Linked DNA regions of Homo sapiens: region 1 is linked to region 2. The links are chromatin contacts, found by Hi-C in ENCODE. All regions are on one chromosome and are shown on one strand. Each heading gives the region's core, a stretch centred on a gene start or an enhancer-like site at or near the end of the contact. The rest is flanking DNA. Distances are from core to core; before and after follow the strand shown.

Region 1 (6,105 bases), core at 2,410-4,909, 1.1 Mb after region 2:
ACTGAAAACCTTAACTTGTGTGTCCCGAATTTATGAAAGATTACTGTGAAAACACCAGTGAAATAAAGTCACCTGTTTTGTAAACATATATGCATATAAAATATATGTAAATAAAATGATCTTAGTAAGTTCCTCAAAGTCATGCTGTAACTCTCCCCACTCAAAGATAGTTTTAAATAACGATTAAGCAAATAAATCCTGTTTGGTACTAGTTATTTTTTTTAAGTACCAAATGCTTTTCCCTAATCTGAAACCCTAATTCAGTAACGAATGGATATGCCTCTATCTTTGGCTAAAACATTTAACAGGGCTTAGTTAGTTCAATTCTACAAATACTTCTTAATCATATACTCTGCACAAGGTAATGTGTAAGTGCTTTAAGACATTTCATCCTTTATTTAATTGGAATATGAAGGCTATTTTATTACAAACATGTTTTCACACTTTTAAAACGTCAAAGCTTATTTCTTGCTGTTTTGTTTTTTCACAATTAAAATGGATCTCATAGAGTCCCTCATTTCAGTTTACAAGGCTAAGGCTCTAACAAGGCAACTAAAGAAACTTAAGGTCCCAAGCTAGAAGCAAAGACAGTCTCTGAGACGCCCATCTCCTTAATGTCCTGTCAGAGCTCTCTGTACCATGTCTTACATGAGACCATACATCTTATCAGTGTACCTTTTAACACTATTGGAAACACATTTCTATTTATCCATAAAATAAACCAACTGCACTTTTTTTTTTTTTTTTTTTTTGCGACAGAGTCTGGCTCTGTCGCCCAGGCTGGAGTGCAGTGGCGCTATCTCGGCTCACTGCAAGCTCCGCCTCCTGGGTTCACGCCATTCTCCTGCCTCAGCCTCCTGAGTACCTGAGCCTACAGGCGCCCGCCACCATGCCGGGCTAATTTTTTTGTATTTTTAGTAGAGACGGGGTTTCACAGTGTTAGCCAGGATGGTCTCGATCTCCTCACCTCCAGATCTGCCCGCCTCCGCCTCCCAAAGTGCTGGGATCACAGGCGTGAGCCACTGCACCCGGCCCCAATTGCACATTTTTAAGGTCCACATAATTAACAAATCAGCAAGTTCTATTTATGTTTTTATGCGAATCTATACGTCTACAAGGTTAAGTGTAGACATACACTGATACATTTAGCAAGATAAATTTAGTTTGAAAACACTTTTTTTCAAGTGACAGGTTTTTGTCTGATAGCTTTCAATAAGTCCAATATTTTAAAAACCTAATGACTGTGCTTCATTTTAAATATCTGGCAAATCAAATAAATTACAGCAGGTACAAATTAAGCCAACTTAATACGCTTTCTGCTACACTTCTTACAGTTTGTGATATTTATACATATTCACATTTTGTGTTAAAAGGGAACACTGATTCCTTAACAACATCTAATTTTCCACAGCGATATATTAAAATAACCACCTGCTTTGACCATAGTCAATCATTCTATTTTTAGCAGCGGACTTTTCTTTACCAAAAATAATGCATACATTTCCAAATCAGCTTGAAATGCAGGTTCCCATGCCAGGCATAATGACAGGCCCTCTAATTATATCAATCCAGGAAGTTCACTCAACTTACAAAGGATAAAAGATTCATCATATAAAAATCATTCTGCTTCCCCCTAATAGAGCACTATGTAAAGACTAATTTTAGTAATAGCAGCAAATTGATTAAAAGTTCAAGTTTCCTATTTAAATTCCTGCTTTTTCTCCTACATAAAAGAATTTTTGCAGGCATTGTCACCATTCTATTTGTGACAAGGCTTGTGGTATGTCTAGCATTATAGGTATTCAATTAAGAACTATTATCACAGCACTAAGCAACAGGGCTGGGCTTCTGAAAACAGGTAAGTGGAAGTAATGGAGACCTAGAGAGGACACAGGACATAGTTCTGGAGATTCAGGGGGAAAAAACAAGTAGTTCAACTAGTATGTAATAGACTCCCTTTGTGTGCTTAAACATAGACCATTGGTTTATTAGAAGGCAAAATATGCATGACTTTCCCTATTTATAAATCAAGGAGTCTTACAAGCAGAAAGATAATCCTCAAGAATGTAAACCATTCTTGGCATTATCCCTCCATCTGTAAACTAACTGCAGTGATGGGTACACAGCTAGGGAACAGCTCACGATATAATGAGAGGGATTTCATAAGGTACCATTATGCATGCTGATACTTCTGATGCACTGGCTCATTTTACTTCTTCACGCTGAAGATGCTTCTGGAAAGCAGATGAGCAAGACCTGGCAATGTAGATGGCAACTTAGCCTTGACGTTGGAGGTGCAGAAAGTGCTGCCCCCCACCCGCCAGACCAACCTGCCTGCCCGAGGTATCTGCTTGGGGGATGAGGGTGTCAACTGATAAGGTTTTGATGAACAGACTCTACTTCCCTAAGTTGTAAGGTCATGAAAAACACGAAGGGAGATTCTTGGTTACAGAAGAGCGAAAATACGAAGGCAGGGGCGGAGCACACGTGAATTTAGGGCACGCATCCCGGAGAAACGACCTCTTGGACCTGCACCTGTCCTGGCAGGTGCGCGCATCCCCGGCCACAGGCGCCGCAAGAAAAAATATTTCCCCGAGAGGCTACTCTATTTGTGTCATAACTTAGGGTACCCCACGTTGCAGGGTAGAAAGGATTTCCTCCGGTCGTTCTTCCATACCCTTCTCACGTTGAAGACGGCCACGGGCCTTGCGCCAAGCTGGACGAATAAAATACACGGTGAAGAGAGCGGGGCCGCGCAGTGACGGGCTTCCCGCCAGGGGACCCCACCCGCAGGCCCTACAGTCACCTGCACCCAAAGGCCCTGGCGCGCCCCCGGGCCGCGCCACCGCCCCTGCTGGGCCCGCGCAGCGTCTGGAGGCCGAGCCAGTGCTGCTGCAAGATCCGACCGCGTCCAGTCGCCATAGAGACAAGGAGTTCACCACAGGACCGCGCCAGGGCTGAAACGAAGAGTGCACGCACCGCCCCCACGCCCGCACGTCGCCACACCCCTTATGCGCATGCGCGCGTGAGCAAAAGTAACGGTATGCCCACCCTTGCGCAGACGGCACCGCGCCAGACACCCGCTCACAGAGCGGGCTTCTAGAAACTTCCGGGCCTCGGCTTCCTTACCCACCCCTAACATTCTGCCGCCTAGGGCGCCAAGCCAAGTTCGCGGCTTAACCATTTAGGAAACCGGTGCCTGCTTTGCAGCGGCCTCGTTCATCCCCACTTGCTGACTCTTTATTGTCCAGTTTTTCTGAAAACACAGTAAAACGCAAAAACTAAATCATTTGCCCACGCGGAATTGGCAAGACCACAGTCCAAGGGGGTATTTCCCACTGTGCACAGTCCTCTCTATAAGGATCAGGAAAACACGTAGATTGTAACTGCTAATTTGGCTTTTGCAAGTCCCGCCTGAACCACGTAGGGTGGGTGGTACCAATTCCCCCACCAACACCCCACTTTCCGCCGCTCCAGGGACGCGCAGCGTCTGCGCCGACGCTGGGCGCGGAGGCGTCTGGGGGCGCGGGAAGGACCTGCGCCGTGCTCTGGCCGCCTTGAATTGTGGGAGATGTAGTCTCTTTTGCGCGCCTCTTTGCCGTATCCCAGTTAAGAGCGAGGTTTTCAAACTACTATTCCCAGGAAGACGGGGGTTTCCCAGGTGACTTTGCGAAGGCATGGCGGGGACACTGTGAATGTCAGCCCAGAAGGTGATCAGAGCCTGTTAATTAAAATGGAAAGAAGACAGAAGGGAAGGTAGACATCAGGTTCTCCCTGGAGACTTTTCGTTTTCATTTACGCTGCGGAAACTGACGTTTTTGCCTAACACCCCATGTAATGTAAACGTATAGGCTTGAGTACGTGTCCGGCCGCATGTGTAGTGAACCCTAAAGCTTTCCTAATTGTAGTTAGCATCGTCCCTAAGCGGAACGATTTTCCGTGAACATGATTTGTACTTTTCTACGAGCCGTACAGTATACGGAGAAGCTGCACAGGTCCTCGGCAAAGCGATTGCTTTTGCCATACATCGTGCTTAACAAAGCGTGCTTGAAGACTGAGCCCAGTTTGAGATGTGGGCTTCAATATCAAAAGAAAACGCTGCGACCTAGATGTATTCTTGGAGTCACCCAGAAAACCATCTGGACGCAGGGACCGAGCCCCCGAAAAGCAAAGGAGGATGGCAGCAAACAAGTGTCTGTGCACAGGAGTCAGAGAGGGGGAACCGCCGTCCCAACATCACAAAAAGGTAAAAAGGAGTACTTTAATGATTGGGCTTTCAACAGACATGACAAGAGCTGCCAATGCCCTTTTATACCAAGTTCACTGCTAAAGGTGAAAAAGCAATTCACATGAATTTTTAAAAACCGTTTAAACATAATTTAGAACTAGAACATATAGATCTACAGTTTTCTTCACAGATTGGAACTCAGATGTGAAAGTTGATCTTGAATTTGATATAACTTTTTTTCATTATGTTTGGGAAATTTTTCTCAAGTTATATTGGCTCTGTTACATATAATAAAGAGTAATTGGATAGGATAAAAAGAGAGAGAGAGAGATTATTGACTCATAACTGGTAGGGAAAACTTTCACATGTTACCTGCAGTAATAGAAAAACATAAAATAGGGAGGATGGAATGTAAGTTGTCAGGGAAAGTCAGAGATGTATTCACAGATATTTTAAGATTTTTTTTTAATGTCTTCATTTCGCATGTGATTTGTAGGAAAAAAAAAGACAAAGCAATTTAGACCGCCATGATTATACCACACGAAGATGACTATTTTTAACATTTTGCACTTTCATACACATACCTTTTAATAATTTTTAACCCAAAAAATTGGATCATACCAATTGTTTTAGAGTCTGCTGACTATGCCAAAAACCTAGCTTTTCATTCATACTAGTTCAGCACGAAGGAACAACCTGTATGCAGAGGTGAAAGGCATAGAAGTGGCAAACAGCATGTGCATCAGGTCATCTGGCTCAGGCAACAGTGCTCATGCTTGCACTGCACACCAGGCCTGCTTAGGGACCCCTTCCCTCATCTGCACCCCATTCAGACGTGACAGTCCTTGTGGCTGAGTGAATTGATGGGAGCAACATTCCCAAATATGGAATATGCTGCGTCCAGAATTCAAACAGGCCTATGAAGCATTGTGGTAGGAGGTATAGGGTACAATTGTCTTTTACTTGGGAGGGCATGTCTTGGCACGCCCCAGTGTAGCCCCACGAGGTCGGCTCATGTGTTGATGAGCCTCTGCATCTTTGTTGGACCCACCTCTCACACTTGCAGCTTCTCTGACCAAGCCTTCTAACACACTTGCCACTTGTTACTTATGGGCTCTAACATGATGGCATAAATATAGTAGACAAATGTGATATTCTCCTGAATGTCCAGAACAGCATTATTCAAATAAAACTTTCTGCATAGAAATGTCCTATATCTGTGCTGTCCATTTGGGTAGTTCCTGGCCACTTGTAGCTATTTTGAGCACTTGAAATGTTGCTAAAACTTGTGACTGAAGAACTGAATTGATTTAATTTTAATTAATTTAAAATTGAACTGAAATAGCCATGAGTGGCAAGTGGCTACTGTATTAGACAGCCCAGGTCCAGAAGGTTTCAGTCCCTTAAGACTGTTATGATAGAGGGTGAGAGAATTAGCAAATCCTGGGCAGGATCATAAACATACACTGTTATTATCTGTTTCATGTTACTACAGACTACTGCTGCTGCTTCTGAATAGAAGGCGTTCTTCAAAGCAATGGCCAATACCATGAGATTGTGTTAATGCATTCCCCTGTAAAGTTACCATTTGTGGTATTACATGTGTACCCCGGCTGCCACTTGGTTGAGTTTGCAGTTAACCACTGTCATTCTCCAGCACCTATTTGTGTTTTGTAAAGGAAGACTGGTAAATTACAAGGGACCGTGATGGGGATCGCCATGCCTGTATCTAAGGTCTCTAAGAATACTCTGCCATTCCCCATAGATGTGATATCATTTTTAATTTCCTATCTTGGTCACCGAAAGGGCAGCTTCAGGGGCTTCCATTTGACTTTTCCCACTGCGATGGCTCTTAACCCACTTCCAAAGGAACTAAA
Region 2 (6,107 bases), core at 3,302-5,801:
CATTTAAGGACAGGATAGCTTCACTCATCTCAGGAAACATGTGGTTGATCTACTTAATCGGCTCACCCCATGCCCTAAATTGCTTACATGTGCTTTTTCTGCAACTTTCCAATGTTTAGCCTTCAGGTTTGTTTGTTTATTTATTTATTCATTTATTTATTTACTTATTTTCTCTCTCTCAGAAGCCATGGTTTTAGTTACTTGGGCAACTGCGAAAGACTTTCTGAGAAACAGAAAACCCTCTCTCCATTATGATACCTCTCTGGAAATGTTAAACACTGAAAGTTGGAGCCAGGGCTGGACATGGTGGCTCACACCTGTAATCCCAGGATTTTGGGAGGCTGAGGCAGGAAGATTGATTGAGTCCAGGAGTTCAGAACCAGCCTGGGCAACACAGCAAGATCCCTGTCTCTACAAAAAATCAAAAATTAGCTGAGTGTGGTGGTGCACAACTGTAGTCCAGGCTACTCAGGAGGCTGAGGAAGGAGAATTGCTTGAGCCTGGGAGGTTGAGGCTGTAGTGAGCCGTGATTACGCCACTGCACTCAGCTTGGGCAACAGAATGAGACACTGTCTCAAAAAAGAATTAGAGCAAACATTTTCATTTTTCTATAAGTGTCAAGTTTGGTGTTCTGGCTGCTGGGTCTGAGGGAGAATCACAGAACTGGATCATTTCTTTGAGTAAACTCAGCCTTAGGTTTTAATCAAAATAAGATAGTTATGTTGAGGGAGATTGGTTAAATCTTCAATATCTGTGTGGGTTCATTTCTTTAAAAAAATTTCTAAGTGTTTGAAAACAGTTATAGTCTGGTATGTTATACATGCACATACAAACACACATATAAAAATATACATAGATACATATTACTATGTGTATATATGTTGTATATTTGTATGAACATATATATGCATATATATAATTTTTGATTTCTGTAACTGATCAGCCACTGAAAATTTTAATTTGTGTGAAAATGCTTTGGTAAAAATAAGAAAAATATTATCTTTCTAGCTGATCCAGTAATATATAAAATGCTTTTAATTATCCCATGCATAAATTTAATGTTTCTAAAGATGTCCCCCAAAAAATACTTTTTTTTTTAAGACAGAGTCTCGCTCTGTCACCTAGGCTAGAGTGCAGTGGTACAATCTCAGCTCACTGAAACCTCCGCCTCCCGTGTTCAAATGATTTTCCTGCCTCAGTCTCTCAAGTAGCTGGGATTACAGGTGTGCATCCCCACACCCGGCAAATTTTTGTATTTTTAGTAGAGACGGGGTTTCACCACGTTTGCCAGGCTGGTCTCAAACTCCTGACCTCAGGTGATGCACCCCCCTCGGCCTCCCAAAGTGCTTGGATTACAGGTGTGAGCCACAGTACCCCACCAAAAAGCACTTTTAAAATTTTTTCTAATGTTTAATAAAATGCGTTTTCTGTAAAGTCTTTGGCCTCTGTCTTAAACTAGTTTTTTAATTTTCTCAAATACTCTTACTAGTGTTAAAACCATTATATACAAATAAGAAATGGTATTTAATAATAACTGTTAAAAGTGTACTTCTATTTCTTATCTGGGCTAAACAGCTCTATATTTTCTTTGCCTTCATAAGTTTGATTTTGAGATGAGAAGTCTTTCTTTAGTTTATTCTAGAAACTTATGCAACTTCCTTAGTCCATCTTTGTCTATAAAGCTTCCAATTGTAGCACTGATGTCTCCTGAGCCTGATGAAATTATATCTCCCCTTCAGCAGTAGAGTTTCTTTACGACATAATGTTCTGCCCATTGTAATTCACAAGGAATTCTGTAAGTTTAAAACAATTGAAGATGTCCTTTTAAAAATATGCAAGATTAGCAGTATTTAAGAGTTTTACAATTAAAAAAAAATACATCATGGGCCAGGCACGGTGGCTTACGCCTGTAATCCCAGCACTTTGGGAGGCCGAGGCGGGTGGATCACGAGGTCAGGAGATCGAGACCATCCTGGCTAACTCAGTGAAACCCAGTCTCTACTAAAAATACAAAAAAATTAGCCAGGCATGGTGGTGGGTACCTGTAGTCCCAGCTACTTGGAAGGCTGAGGCAGGTGGATAACTATAAAGGATAACTGTTCTCCTGTATTAGGTACAGCCTGGGAAATTTCAATGGTTTTGTTTGCTGTTGAAGCAGAAGAAAAGGGTGTTTGGACAAACAGAAGTATCATAAGTGGCAGCAGTCCAGTTGGCTGGACTGGCAGTCCGGCTGGAGCCGCAGCAGAGGAACATAAATTGTGAAGATTTCATTTTAATATGGACATATATCAGTTCCGAAATAATACTTTTATAATTTCTTATGCCTGTCTTTACTTTAATGTCTAAATATAAATTGTGAAGATGTCATTTTAATATGGACATTTATCAGTTCCCAAAATTAATAGTTTTATAATTTCTTATGCCCATCTTTACTTTAATCTCTTAATCCTGTTATCTTCGTGAGCTGAGAATGTACGTCACCTCTGGACCACTGTGACAACTGTGTTAACTGTACAAATTGATTGTAAAACATGTGTGTTTGAACAATATGAAATCAGTGCACCTTGAAAAAGAACAGAATAACAGCGATTTTCAGGGAACAAGGGAAGACAACGATAAGATCTGATTGCCTGTGGGATCGGGCAAAATAAAGCCATATTTTTCTTCTTTCAGAGAGCCTGTAAACAGATGTGCAAATAGGGAAGATATCGCTAAATTATTTTCCCAGCAAGGAATATTAATAATTAATACCCTGGGGAAGGAATGCATTCCTGGGGGAAGGTCTATAAACGGCCGCTCTGGGATTGTCTGTCTTATGTGGTTGAGATAAGGACTGAAATACGCCCTGGTCTCCTGCAGTACCCTCAGGCTTACTAGGATTGGGAAACCCCGCCCTGGTAAATTTGAGGTCACACTGGTTCTCTGCTTTCAAGTCCTGTTTTCTGTTGTTTAAGATGTTTATCAAGACAATCCATGCACAGCTGAACATAGACCCTTATCAGTAGTTCTGTTTTGCCTTTTGTCTTGTTTCCTCAGAAGCATGTGATCTTTGTTCTCCTTTTTGCCCTTTGAAGCATGTGATCTTTGTGACCTACTCCCCGTTCGTACACCACCTCCCCTTTTGAAACCCTTAATAAAAACCTGCTGGTTTTATGGCTCAGCTGGGCATCACGGTCCTACCGATATGTGATGTCACCCCCGGAGGCCCAGCTGTGAAATTCCTCTCTTTGTATTCTTTCTGTTTATTTCTCAGCCAGCCAACACTTATGGAAAATAGAAAGAACCTATGTTGAAATATTGGGGGTGGGTTCCCCTGATAGGCAGGAGAATGGCATGTACCTGGGAGGCGGAGCTTGCAGTGAGCTGAGATCGCGCCACTGCACTCCAGCCTGGGCGACAGAGCGAGACTCCATCTCAAACAAAACAAACCAAAACAAAACAACAACAACAACAAAAATACATAATGAAGTCAAACCAGCCAAACTGTTCTTTCATGAAAAGTTGCTTTCTCACCTCTCTCCTAGACTAAAACCATAGGTGTGTTTGTTGTTAACCCTGAGTGGAGGCATGAGCAAGTCACATCCTTGCCTGCATATCCACCACCTCCTCTTCTCAGCTGTGAGATCTCTCCAGGCTGACCGTGCTGCACCCACGCCACAGCAGACTCATAGGAAAAGATGGCCCTGACACTCCTGGGTTGGGTCTGTCTAGGTAGCTGGACTGCTGCCAGTTATGATACTTCTGTTTGTCCAAATGCCCTTTTCTTCTGCTTCAATGGCAAACAAAACCATTGAAATTTCCCAGGCTGTACCTAATACAGGAGAACAGTTCTCCTTTATAGACTCAGATATCCATAATATCTGGGAATTCTGTGGTCCCTTATCCTTTCCCTTTTCCAGAAATGGCCTGGGTTCACCAGTAGCATACAGCACCCTTAAGGGTCCCACTGTGTTCTATGATCTCCTCCTGCTGTGCACTTTCAGTAGCTTTCCCAGTCTGAAGAAAACATGGCTTTAACATTGGACTAATCAAACTTCCTTTCAAATCTATATTACTCCCAGCCAAAATGTTTTTGCCATAATGCCTTTAAAGACCAATAATTTGTCCCCCATCATGCCTTCTCCAAGGCAAAAGATATTGCAGGTGTGGTCAGCCACATCCTGGGTGAAACAGAGCAGCAAAGCATATCGTGGAAAGGGATAGTTCTTGGTATTTCAAAATATCCCATGCCTCACTTTATAAATGTATCTGAATCCCTGACATTCCTCATTTGAATATTATATATTAATATTTTTAAATATGCGTAACTTTATACATATATTTATTTATTTATTTCCTTAGGGACAGAGTCTTACTCTGTCGGCCAGGCTGGAGTGCAGTGGCACAATCTGGGGTCACTGCAAACTCTGCCTTCTGGGCTCAAGCTATTCTCCTGCCTCATCTCATGAGTAGCGACTACAGGTGTGAGCCACCACACTCGACTAATTTTTGTATTTTTAGTAGAGATGGGGTTTCACCATGTTGGCCAGGCTGGTCTCGAACTCCTGACCTCAGGTAATCCGCCTGTCCCAGCATCCCAAAGTGCTGCGATTACATGAGTGCACCACCACGCCCAGCCACATATCTTTATTTTTTGGTATTGAAAGTCATCGTCAAAAACTGACATAACCACTAACAGTTTATTATACTAAGTTGAACAAACATGGGATTTATCTCGGGTTAATTTTACAAGCTTATTAAAGGCTCTGCCTATGAGCCCTTTGACTTGTTACCCCATTTATATATATGTAATTTTGAATGTATATAGTTATATATTTGTTATATTTATTCTGGAGAAACGCATCACTGATATAATCTAAGAAAGAATCAGTTCCCTTTCTAGCACTATTTTTAGGAAGAACATTTTGACGCTTTGTCTTTCTTTGTACATTCTTCTCATGCGTGAATGGTGAAAAAGCTCTGCTATCATGCACACAAACCAATCTTTCACACAGGAAGTGTGTTTTAAACAGAAAGAACATTTTATCTTAGAAGGGGGAAGGAATGCAGAGTCTATTGCAGATGTCATTATCTTTTGTACCTTTTTTAATCTGGAAAGACAAGAGATGTATAAAATAACATTTCGCTCCCTGGTGTTTTCATAATATCACACAATAATTTGATGGTTCTTGTCATAAAAATATGATTTGAGTATTACTTAGAATCACGTTTACTAGTCTGAAATATCTTAAATAAGTTTTTATCATAAATATCATTAGTTTATTTTAAATATTAGTATACTTGTCAGCACTGAAGAACATGGATGCTCATAGTAACATTAATTATCACATAAAGGTTTGTGATATGACATGCTTTGTCCCTCATTTCCATGAATAAATGAGTTGTTGGTTGGTTCTTGATTTTAAGGTACAACAAAGGAGGAACAGTTGTCCTTTATACCCTCAAATGCCCACTATATATTGAAATTCTTTGGTCCCTCGTCCTACCATTTTTCCAGAGATGGCCTGGATTTGGAGGTAGCACACAGCACCCTTAAGGGTCCCACCATGATAATCAAAGAGAGTAAAGAATTTTAGGTTCAAAAATGGTATTGTTTTGGCCAGGCGCGGTGGCTCACGCCTGTAATCCCAGCACTTTGGGAGGCTAAGGCGGGCAGATCATGAGGTCAGGAGATTGAGACCATCCTGGCTAACATGGTGAAACCCCGTGTCTACTAAAAATACAAAAAAGTTAGCCGGGCGTGGTGGCGGGAGCCTGTAGTCCCAGCTGATCGGGAGGCTGAGGCAGGAGAATGGGATGAACCTGGGAGGTGGAGCTTGCCGTGAGGGGAGATTGCGCCACTGCACTCCAGCCTGAGTGACAGAATGAGACTCTGTCTCAAAAAAAAAAAAAAAGTATTGTTTTTATAAATATGAGCAATATAATCGTCTCATTATGGAAACTGAAAATTCATCTTTTTTTGCAAAGATAATATCTGCTACAGATTTTGAAAGCCTTTGCTAATAATCCCTGAATGCAAAAGTTCATAATGAGTCCAGTTGTATCTTCTATGGTATAAAATCACAGAGCAACATAATCAGCATCCTTTTGGGGACAAGTATGAGAAG

Evidence for each region. A loop is a pair of places that touch in the nucleus more often than their neighbours do. Pooled maps may share reads with other maps.
Region 1: a loop to region 2 is called in a pooled map, with 5 times the contacts of the local background. The contact joins the promoter of TIMM21 here to the enhancer-like site in region 2. A Hi-C loop is called at or near these places in 2 of 50 pooled maps.

What each region holds. Positions count from the first base shown.
Region 1 is chr18:74,144,864-74,150,968 of GRCh38, forward strand. It overlaps TIMM21 (translocase of inner mitochondrial membrane 21), which reads left to right and starts at 3,660. Exons shown (of 6, transcript NM_014177.3): 1 at 3,660-4,246. The coding sequence starts at 3,946. FBXO15 (F-box protein 15) reads right to left here and starts at 2,971. Exons shown (of 10, transcript NM_001142958.2): 1 at 2,807-2,971. The coding sequence starts at 2,922. RefSeq lists a silencer at 2,701-2,850 and enhancers at 3,541-3,660, 3,691-3,740, 3,821-3,910, 5,654-6,105.
Region 2 is chr18:73,068,985-73,075,091 of GRCh38, forward strand. No RefSeq gene overlaps it. Among named protein-coding and RNA genes, the nearest start is that of LINC02864, 190 kb to the right of the region's middle. Within about 2 kb of position 4,552, at least 2 of the 41 ENCODE cell types and tissues checked have a DNase peak (open chromatin) inside an H3K27ac peak, as active enhancers do.